2 separate regions of the Homo sapiens genome follow, and region 1 is linked to region 2. Evidence: read pairs that join two places in POLR2A ChIA-PET (ENCODE). Cell type or tissue: GM12878. All regions are shown on one strand. Links, peaks and the distances in the headings refer to the core of each region. The heading gives the core; the rest is flanking DNA.

Region 1 (5,371 bases), core at 93-5,092, 250 kb before region 2:
AGAGTCAGATGTCAGACCCGGCTGCAGGGGGCTGGCTCACTGTCTGATGACGAGACAAGCAGCGGTCGTGTTTATAAAGATATTATCTGTTCTCCAGACCCTGTGAGGCACCCCCGTTCCCAACAATGACGAGCACTTCAGTCACCTGGGTGAGGTCACTTGGCATCATGCTGAAGCTGAGAGAGAGAAAGTGAATGACTTCTTGTGAAGTCATTCATTCAGCACTGTCCCCTTCCCCCTCCCTCCGCCCGCCTCCCAGCCTTGGAATCTCAGCCCTGATTCTTGCTTTGCTGTGTGATGCTGCATAAATGCTTTCATCTCTCTGAGCCTCCAAGGTGTCTTTTTTTTTTTTTTTTTTTTTGAGACGGAGTTTCACTCGTTTCCCAGGCTGGAGTGCAAATGGCGCAATCTCAGCTCACTGCAACCTCTGTCTCCCAGGTTCAAGCGATTCTTCTACCTCAGCCTCCCGAGTAGCTGGGATTACAGGCATCCACCACCACACTCAGCAAATTTTTTGTATTTTTAGTAGAGATGGAGTTTCGCCATGTTGGTCAGGCTGGTCTCAAACTCCCAACCTCAGGTGATCTGCCTGCCTCGGCCTCTCAAAGTGCTGGGATTACAGGCGTGAGCCACCATGCCGGGCCCAAAGTGTCTTTTTTATAATAAAAGAAGGACTATCTTTCATTGGTAGGGTAAGGCAGTGGGCAAAATATCAAGTCTGGAAGTGGACAGACACATTTTAATCCTATCTCTGCCACCCTCTTGCTGTGTAACCTCAAGCAACTCCATCTCCCTCTCTGAACTTCCCCTGAAAACCCCTACCTCCTGAAGGATAGAGCGGGGACCCAGTGAGTGACAGGCAGGGTGAGACTAGCATTATTATTGTGTGCTGCTCTGAAGCAGGAGGCCCTGCAGGTCCCAGCTGTGTGGGAGAGTTTCAGGGAGGAACCCCAACTGGCCAGACCAGAAGAACTAGCATCTCGGGAGGGAGTGGGACCCAGGGTGGAGAGGTACCTCTTGCTCAGGCCTGCCCAGATTCTAGGCGCTGACCCCCGCCTGGCCCATGACCAGAGAACAGAAGGAGGTTTGAATGCAGGGCACCACTTAAGCCTGCTGCGTGGTAGGTGGCTGGCTCTTCTGGGTCCTTTGCAGATTTTATGGCAGAGAATCTAGAATCTGGCTCAGGGGTCAGTGCGGAGGCAGCTGCCAGCAATACAGATCACTCCCAGGCCTCAGACAAGCCCAGGACCATATTCACTCTGGATTTCTCGTCTCCCTGTGGCAGACCAGGCTCTGACGCCAGTGAGGTTCCCAGCCTGACTCAGGCCCACTCCCTCTGGGACACACTGTTTGTGACAAGTTAGGGAAGGAGTGGAGTCAGGGATGGGGCTGACTGTATAATTTTCGGGCCCCAGTGCAAAATGAAATTTAGAGACCTGGTTCAAAACGCAGGAAAAGAGGCCGGGCACGGTGGCTCACGCCTGTAATCCCAGCACTTTGGGAGGCCGAGGTGGGAGGATCACCAGAAATTAGGAGTTCGAGACCAGACTGACCAACATGGTGAAACCCCATTTCTACTAAAAATACAAAAAATTAGCCAGGTGTGGTGGCGTGTGCCTGTAATCCTAGCTACTCCAGAGGCTGAGACAGGAGAATCGCTTGAACCCAGGAGGCGGAGGGTGCAGTGAGCTGAGATCGCACCATTGCACTCCAGCCTGGGCAACAAGAGCAAAACTCCATTCTCACCAAAAAAAAAAAAAAAAAAAAAAAAAAACAGGAAAGAGTGCTGTTAAAGGTACTAAAATAGAAACACTTTTTTTTCCTTTCTTCTGCCTCAATCTTTTTTTTTTTTTTTTTTTTGAGACAGTCTCACTCTGCCACCCAGGCTGGCATGCAGCTCACAGCTCACTGCAGCCTCTCTATCTCCCGGACTCAAGCAATCCTCCCACCTCAGCCTCCCAAGTAGCTGCCACTACAGGTGTGTGCCACCATGTCCAGCTAATTTTTAAATTTTTTTTTGTAGAAAAAGGGTCTTGTTATGTTGCCCAGGCTGGTCTCAAACTCCTGGGCTCAAGTGATCTTCCTGTCTCAGCCTCCCAAAATGCTAGGATTACGGGCATGAGGCACTGCACCTGGCCCTCAGCCTTTCTCTTGACCCCTCATGGTGTTTAATGTTATGTTCCCTTGGGCACAGAGATACTTGTGGGACCAGCACAGATCTTCAAAGGTGGCTAGGGACCCTGCCCCACAACGTGGGCAGCCTGGCTGGGTTCCCCATCCCACCAGATGCCCACCGCCATGTTCCACCCCAAGATACCATGAGGCACAGGTACCCAACCCTGATCTTCTTGTGGCGTGCCTGCAGCAGGAGTGGAGAGTGCCAGTGATCACGGGGCAGAGTTAAGAAGGGAACAGGCCAGGCACGGTGGCTCAAACCTGTATTCCCAGCATTTTGGGAGGCCCAGGCAGGCGGACCACTTGAGGTCAGGAGTTCCAGACCAGCCTGGCCAACATGGTGAAACCCTGTCTCTACTAAAAATTCAAAAATTAGCCGGGTGTGGTGGCCAGCGCCTAAAATCCCAGCTACTCAGGAGGCTGAGGCAGGAGAATCGCTTGAACCTGGGAGGCAGAGGTTGCAGTGAGCCGAGATCGCGCCACTGCACTCCAGCCTAGGTGACAGAGTAAGACTCCGTCTCAAGAAAAAAAAGAGGTGGGGACAGGAGTGGAAACTTGTCCCAGAGAGGTGAGGCTGCCTCATCATGCTTTCATTATCTCATTAGTCTTAGCTTACAAAACAGAAATTCAAAGATACATTTACGAATTTCTACACAGTGACCACAGAGCATTAAACCCAAGAGCAGGGCTCTTCTGAACACGGGGAGCTGTCGTCTACATTGGTCAGATGCCCATGAAGCGGGATTCAGTAAGGGACCCAGTTTGCAGAGGGGCTGGGGGATGAACTGATCCAAGAATCCAGATGTCACATACCTGAAGGTAGAGGCCAAGGGACACCTACAGTCCCAGAGGACCTAGGAATTTGGGTGTCTGCACTCCCGGGACTCAGAGCACTATATCTGGGTCCTCAAGGGAACTTTTTGAGGCAGGAAAGAGCTGTCTCCAGAATGACAGCCTAGAGTGCTCAAGTGGGGGACCCTGGAGGACTGTAGAGGCCCAGAACAGGCACCTGACCCAGCCTAGGGGTCAGGGAGAGCTTCTTGAAGGAACGGGCGCCGTAGATGAGACCTGAAGGATGAAGTCAGCCAAAGAGCTCTGCCTGCCTTGTTCATGACAGTCCCCAGCCCTTAGCATCACTTTCCCATCAGTTTATTCAACCACCAGATGTTCCCTCCGTACGCAGTATGCACCAGGCCCTCTGCTGTACCAAGGGTTCAGTGGTGACCAAGACAGCACTCACTCCCAGGCCAGAGCGGGAGACAGACTCAACAGCAGTGATGATCCCAGGTAGTGAAGGCCATGATGAGAGATGCACAGGATAGAATGATCAGGGCTGGGAATGGGGAGGCACAGGTGGAGCTGTCAGGGCTATAATGAAAAGCCCAGGGCCAGGAGCAGTGGCTCACGCCTGTAATTCCAACACTTTGGGAGGCCGAGACAGGCAGGTCGCTTGAGCCTGGGAGTTGGAGGCTAGCCTGGACTACATGGTGAAACCCCATCTCTACTAAAAATACAAAAAAAAGAAAGCCAGGCGTGGTGTGGTGGTGGGTGCCTGTAATCCCAGCTACTCGGGAGGCTGAGGCAGAAGAATCGTTTGAACCTGAGAGGTGGAGGTTGCAGTGAGCCGAGATTGCACCACTGCACTCCAGCCTGGGCGACAGACTGAGACTCAGTCTCAAAAAAAAAGAAAAGCCCAGAGGAAGCATCTGACCTGCCAGGACAATCAGGGAGGGCTTCCTGGAGAAAGAGACTTAATATAGGAACTAAAAGCTAAATGATGAGCAGGGCTTTTGTGGAATGGGGAGAGGTGCCTAAGCAAAGGGAACAGAACGTACAAAGGCCCAGAGGTGAAAGGGAAGCGAGTTTTATTTTTTGTTTTTTTCCACTTTCATGGAATGAGACATGCTCTATGGTGCTGGGAACAGCAGTGACCAGGACAATGCTGGCTCTGCCTCATGGAGCTCCCAGTGCATAAAGGACACAGATCCATCGCCCATGATGACCCAGGGTCCTCAGGGATGGGATGACAGAGCTCAAAAGGGGGTGCCTGACCCAGCCAGGAAAGTCAGTGAGGGCTTCCTGAAGGAGGTGCCAACTGAACTAAGGCTGGAAGAATGAGGTGCAGCTGATTAAGGGAAGGAGGGGGGCCAGGCGTGGTGGCTCACACCTGTAATCTCAGCACCTTGGGAGGCTAAGGTGAGTGGATCGCTTAAGTCCAGGAGTTGGAGACCAGCCTGGGCAACACAGTGAGACCCCATCTCTATAAAAATAAATAGATAAAAGAAAAAAAGGGAAGAAAAGGGCAGAGGGAACAACGTAGGCAAAGGCCTAAAGGGGGGAAGCCTAGGAGTTCCTAGAAATTTCCAGCAGCCGGTCAGGCCAGAAAGGGTGGAAACAGAAGGGCCTACAAACTAAAAAAGCAAAACTGCCAAACACTAAGGGGGACATGCCTCTCACCCTCTTCTCCCAGCTATGACCTTAAGAGTTGAAGGCCTCCATTCCTAGAGAGCCGGCTGTGGGACGCGTGGCTCCCAGAGGTACCGATAACTCAGATGTCCTGCCTAGGGGTCAAGGGGCCCCGGATGCCTGGGCTGGAAACCACAGCAGCAATTCCTGTTTTTCCTCCGTATTTAATTCGGTATCACAGGAGCACCAATAAATAGTTTCTTCCCGCCCCTGCAATCTTCCTCCTGCCCCGGGCAGGGCCTTAGGGGCCGGCGATCCCGTCGGGGGCAAGGCACCTGCAACCCAGAACGCAGCAGCTCAGGCCAGCTGAACTGCCGCGCCTGCGGAATTCCCGGGAGAGTTCCAAAGCGGTGCGTCCAAGTTTTCCGGCAGTGGGCGGGGCCTAGGAACGCCCCCGCGCCCCGCGCCGGCGGAGCCTCGAAGGGACTTCCCCCCAAGAGGGCGGGGCCACTCAGGGGGCGTGGTTTTCGTCAGCGGCGGTCACGATGACGTCCATCCAAATGCGCATGGCTTCGGGGCTCGGAGCCACCATGTAGAAAAGGCGTTCGTAGGTTTTGACGCAGAAGGTCAGGCGGGGGTTGGGGCTCTGGAATAAGCAGAAAGTGAGGGTAATTCAGACAAAAGACACCGGCCACAGTCTGGGTGCGAACCCAGCCTTGCTACTTATAGTCTGTGTGGCACTGGACAAGGTACTTAAGTATCTGAATGTCAGTTTCCCTGTCTTCCCAAA
Region 2 (5,371 bases), core at 241-5,240:
CGAGGCAGCAGGATCACTTGAGCCCAGGAGTTGGAGACCAGCCTAGGCAACATGGCGAGACCCTGTCTCTACAAAAAATACAAAAAACTAGCCAGGCATGTGGCACGCGCCTGTAGGCCTAGCTACTCAGGAGGCTGAGGTGGGAGGATCACTTGGGCCTCAGAGGTCAAGGCTGTAATGGGCCATGATCGTGCCACTGCACTCCAGCCTGGGTGACAGAATGAGATCCTATCTCAAAAAAAGAAAAAATAGGCTGGGCGCAGTGGCTCACGCCCGTAATCCCAGCATTTTGGGAGGCCGAGGTGGGCGGATTACTTGAGGTCAGGAGTTCAAGACCAGCCCGGCCAACATGGTGAAACCCCATCTCCATCTCCACTAAAAACACAAAAATTAGCTGGGCGTGGTGGCAGGCACCTGTAATCCCAGCTACTTGGGAGGCTGAGGCAGGAGAATCGCTTGAACCCAGTGGGCATAAGTGGCAGTGAGCCGAGATCATGCCACTGCACTCCAGCCTGGGCAAAACCCCATCTCAAAAATAAATAAATAAATAAATATGAAAGATGTGGATACAGAAGTCAATGCCCTTTAGTTTGGCAGCACAGGGATTGGTGAGAAGGACTTAATGTGGCTCTTTCTGGTAAGGCTGGATAGAATTCTTGCGTACGTGTCTTTTCCAATAGACAAAGTCGCCAGGCTGCAGATCATGGTGTTGTAGGTCTTTGTCTCCTATGATTGTGCTGTGGAAAGATTGTTCTATCAAAATATGATTTCTATCCATTGCTTTATTAATGCCTTTACCTTAGTAAGGCTTTATTAATATTGAAGTATGTCTGTTTTGTTTTTTTTTGTTTTTTTGTTTTTGTTTTGAGACAGTGTCTCCCTCTGGTGCCCAGGCTGGAGTACGGTAGCGGGATCTTGGCTCATTGCAACCTCTGCCTCCCGGTTGAAGTGATCGTCCCGTCTCAGCATCCCGAGTAGCTGGGACTACAGGTGCACACACAACTACACCCAGCTAATTTTTGTGTTTTTGTAGAGACAGGGTTTTGCCATGTTACCCAAGCTGGTCTCGAGCTCCTGGACTCAAGCGATCCCCTTGCTTCAGCCTCCCAAAGTGTTAGGATTTTACGAGTGTGAGCCACTGCACCCAGATGGATATGTCTCCTTTTATCAATTAAGGGTCAAAAGCAGAGGAGGCCAAGTGCATAGGATGGCCTGTGACTATTTCCAAAGGTGAAAGTTTATGAGCCCCAAAGAGAGTGGCCCTTAGATTTAATAATACCAAAGGAGGAACTTAGGTCAAGGAAGGTGTAGATAAATTCTGCCAACTGGGTTTTTTGTTTTTTTGTTTTGAAATGGAGTCTCACTCTATCACCTAGGCTGGAGTGCAGCGGCTTGATCTCAGCTCACTGCAACCTCTGTCCCCTGGGTTTGAGCAATTCTCCTGCCTCAGCCTCCCAAGTAGCTGGGATTATAGGCGTGTACCACCACACCTGGCTAATTTTTGTATTTTTAATAGGGATGGGGTTTCACCATGTTGGCCAGGCTGGTCTTGAACTCCTGATCTCAAGTGATCTGCCTGCCTCAGCCTTCCAAAGTGCTGGGGTTACAGGGGTGAGCTACTGTGCCCGGCCATCCAACTGGGTTTTTATAGTTCCCCTTGTTTGTTCCACTGAGCCAGAAGATTGGGGATTGTAGACAGTGGAAATGCTGAGAAATTGGCCAAACTGAACTCACTTGTTTTATTATATGGCCAGTAAAATGGGCTCCTGATCACGATGTACTTCAAGGGGAGTTCCCTAGGTGGGAATACTTTTTTTCCAGGAGAATTTTGGCCACAGCTGAAGCAGTGGCTTGTCTACCAGGAAAGCCTCTACCCAATAGGAGAATGTGCAAACTGTTACTAGTACATATATATATATATATATATATATACACACACACACACACACACACACACACACACACACACGGAAGTGGGTAGTTGGATAAAATCCATTTGCCAAACCTTGAAGGGCCCATTAGGTAGATTAAAATGTCCAGGATCGGGATGTACACATTTTCCTGAGTTAAACTTACGGCAGGTGGCACAAGTGCCAAATAGGCTTTTTTTTTTTTTTTTGGCAGCTTTTTTTTTTTTTTTTTTTTTTTTTTTTGAGAGAGGGTCTCATTCTGTCACTCAGACTGGAGTGCAATGGCACGATCTCCACTCACTGCAGCCTTGATCTCCTAGGCTCAGGTGACTCTCCCACCTCAGCCTCCCCAGTAGTTGAAACTACTTATTTTGATATTTTTAGTAGAGACACGATTTCCCTATGTTGCCCAGGCTGGTCTCGAACTCCTGGACTCAAGCAATCCGCCCCCTTCGGCCTCCCAGAGTGCTGGGATTACAGGCCCGAGAGCCACTGCACTTGGCCAGTACAGCTTCTTTTAATGTCACTCCCCCTAATATTGTTTCATAAAACAATTTGTAAGTTCCCCAGTGGGTCAGATTATGTACTGTAGTTAAGAATATTGACTTGGAGAGAACTGGTTATCAGGCCTTAAACACAGCTTTTTTTTTTTTTTTTTTTTTTTTTTCAAATCATTGAACTAGCAGTGTGATCTTTCCAATTTTGTTCTTCCGTTTCTGGTGCCCAATTTTGTGCATCTTTGGTAATCATTTTTAGATCACCTTTTGGTGGCTCTTTTAGCTGGGCCTCAAGAGAGATTTGAGGAACCGAACCTTTAACAGCAGCATCCTTTGCGGCATTATCAGCCAAGACTGTTTCCTCTAGCTTCCGCAGAGGTTAACCTTGAATGTCCGGGAGTTTCCATAATAGCCAAGGCAGCTGGCAGCTGGATGGCATCCAGTAAGTCCCGTACATAGGATCCATTTTTAATTTGACCTCCAGTGGACGTGAGTAAACCCCTTCATTTCCATAGCAGTCCAAAATCAGGAGCAACCCCAAAGGCATATCTACTATCTGTATAGAGTAACAGATTGCCCTTTCACGAGGAGGCCAGCAAGGGCAGTGAGTTTAGCTTTTCGTGCAAAAGTAGCCACAGGGGCCAGGCGCAGCAGCTCACACCTGTAATCCCAGCACTTTGGGAGGCCGAGGTAGGCAGATTACTTGAGGTCAGGAGTTCAGGAAGACTGGCCAACATGACGAAACCCTGTCTCTACTAAAAATACAAAAAAATTAGCTGGGCATGGTGGTGGGTGCCTGTAATCCCAGCTACTCGGGAGGCTGAGGCAGGAAAATTGCTTGAATCCAGTGGGCAGAGGTTGCAGTGAGCTGAGATTGCGCCACTGTACTCCAGCTTGGGCAACAGAGCAAGACTCCATCTCAAAAGAAAAAAAAAAAAGTAGCCACAGGTAAGGGGCGGCTTCAGCAACTTCGAAGGAAGTGGTAACTACATATCTTACACAGTTTTTACCATTGTCATCTTTCAGATACGATCCATCTATATCCATAGTTCAGCCAGTTCAGCATTATCTAGCGGAAATTCTTGTAAACATTTTTTAGGGAATCAAAAGATAGTGTCAAACAGTCATGGAGAGCTGTGTGCAGTGGCTCACACCTGTAATCCCAGCACTTTGGGAGGCCAAGGTGGGTGGATCACCTGAGGTCAAGAGTTCGAGACCAGCATGGCCAACATATAGTGAAACCCCATCTCTATTAAAAATACAAAAAATTAGCCAGGGGTGGTGGCGGGCACCTGTAATCCCAGCTACTCGGGAGACTGAGGCTGGAGAATCACTTGAACCCGGGAGGCCAGAGGTTGCAGTGAGCCGAGATTGCGCCACTGCACTCCAGCCTGGGCAACAGAGCTAGACTCCGTCTCAAAAAAAAAAAAAAAACAACCTGTGGGCCTATGCCTGTATTCCCTTAGGCTTTCCCATGGTGGTTGTGGATTGGCTATTTTAAAGAAAACACGCTTGAAGGGGGAACTTATTTACATCGCTCTGATGTTGACCATCCCATAGGGCCATGGTCAGCCACTGTAGGATGTTGTTGGATTTTGGATTGGTGAGATGAGGAACAAGTGGGCTAAACTGCAAGCCACAAGGGGAAGGGGAAGTTTTACTAGGCCAAGGTGATGAGGTTTCGTTGAGTTTCAAACAATGTATGTCAGGCCTAAAAGTGGATGCCAAGGCAGCAAGTATATTGTAACACATTTATGACAGGCATGCAGAGGGATTGGAGAATGGGTAACTCAGGGTGAAAATACTCCCTCCCCTGTTCTGCTAAGGGTCACCACGTTCTGAAGCTGGAGAACTAGGGGTCAGGCAACCCATGGCAAGTACAGCCCAGCCAGCCCTCAGCCAGTTCAAGATACTGATGCTGTCGTGAGAGGCAGCCAGGGCTCTGACGGAGGCCCGCAAGATGGGGAATCTGCCAGCAGTTGCTGCCAAGTTGCAGGCCACACTTTGTTCACGGGAGAATGCAGGCTGCACGCTGGCACTACCAAGGGCACAGGCTCAGGCAAGTTGACCTGTCAATATCATGAGAGGCTACGAAATAAAGACCCTAACTCAGCCTGCATGGCTGTGATAGAAATGGCTGTGGACCCTACACCCTACCCGCACCCACGGTCATCATCAGACCGGCCAGGCATAGGCACGCCCACTTTTTAGGCTGACAAGTACCTCCAGCAGGTGCTGCTGGACCGTTACATCCTCATTATCATTGCATCAGAGCATTTGACCACCGGCCATGCCCAGCTGGCTCGCGAGATCCTGCAGCAGGGCGTTTCTCCTTCCTCTGCTCCAAGATGGAGTTTGCCACCCCCAAAGCTGCCACCCCAGCACCTTCTCTGAGGAGAGTGGGCTCAGCCAGATCCTGGATGGCTGTCAACAGTAGCTGGAAGGTCAGGGACATGCTCTGGGGTACTGGTGGCAGAGAAGGAGAGCCTGGACCCTTGAGATACTGCCCACCCCTTCCCCTTCGTCTTCCAGCAGAGGCCCAGAGTGGGAAAAGAGGTCACCCCCGGTACCAGCGCATGACTGAACTAGACTTTGTAGTGAAATAATGCTTTTTAGCTGCCATTCCCTAACAGTCGGCACTTCTCAGTCACTGGTGATAGAGACCAATCGCTTGCATTAAGGAGAAAGAGTATGTATTGGCTCATTTATTTGCAAAGTTAGAGGATTGCAAAATGCTATGTGCCCAATGCAGACCTGGCACCTGTGGATGATGGTGGCATTTAACATTTATTGAGGCTCAGCATAGGTCAGGCACTGATATGGTTTGGATCTGTGTCCCCACCAGATCTCATGTCAACTTGTAGTTTGTAGTCACCACTGTTGGAGGTGGGGCCTGGCGGGAGGGACGGCATCATGGGGGTGGTTTCTCATGGTTCAGCGCCAGCCCCTTGGTACTGTCCTCAC

The links. ChIA-PET counts read pairs that join two places held together with the same protein. Peaks named below come from ENCODE experiments on the same cell type or tissue, not always from the same donor. Only the 100,000 strongest peaks of a DNase experiment are listed, where the experiment ranks them.
Region 1: POLR2A ChIA-PET joins it to region 2 with 5 read pairs; 3 of 35 experiments call an interaction of 5 or more read pairs at or near these places.

Annotation. Positions count from the first base shown.
Region 1 is chr19:43,470,318-43,475,688 of GRCh38, forward strand. PHLDB3 (pleckstrin homology like domain family B member 3) reads right to left here. Exons shown (of 16, transcript NM_198850.4): 16 at 4,786-5,227. The coding sequence ends at 5,093. Among named protein-coding and RNA genes, the nearest start is that of LYPD3, 7.4 kb to the left of the region's middle. In GM12878, for the core only: no CTCF peak of the experiment used is centred there; no DNase peak of the experiment used is centred there; H3K4me3 peaks cover 242 bases.
Region 2 is chr19:43,722,900-43,728,270 of GRCh38, forward strand. It overlaps SMG9 (SMG9 nonsense mediated mRNA decay factor), which reads right to left. Exons shown (of 14, transcript NM_019108.4): 14 at 5,084-5,371. Among named protein-coding and RNA genes, the nearest start is that of IRGC, 9.5 kb to the left of the region's middle. In GM12878, for the core only: no CTCF peak of the experiment used is centred there; DNase peaks (open chromatin) are centred at 2,752 and 4,082; H3K27ac peaks cover 1,678 bases.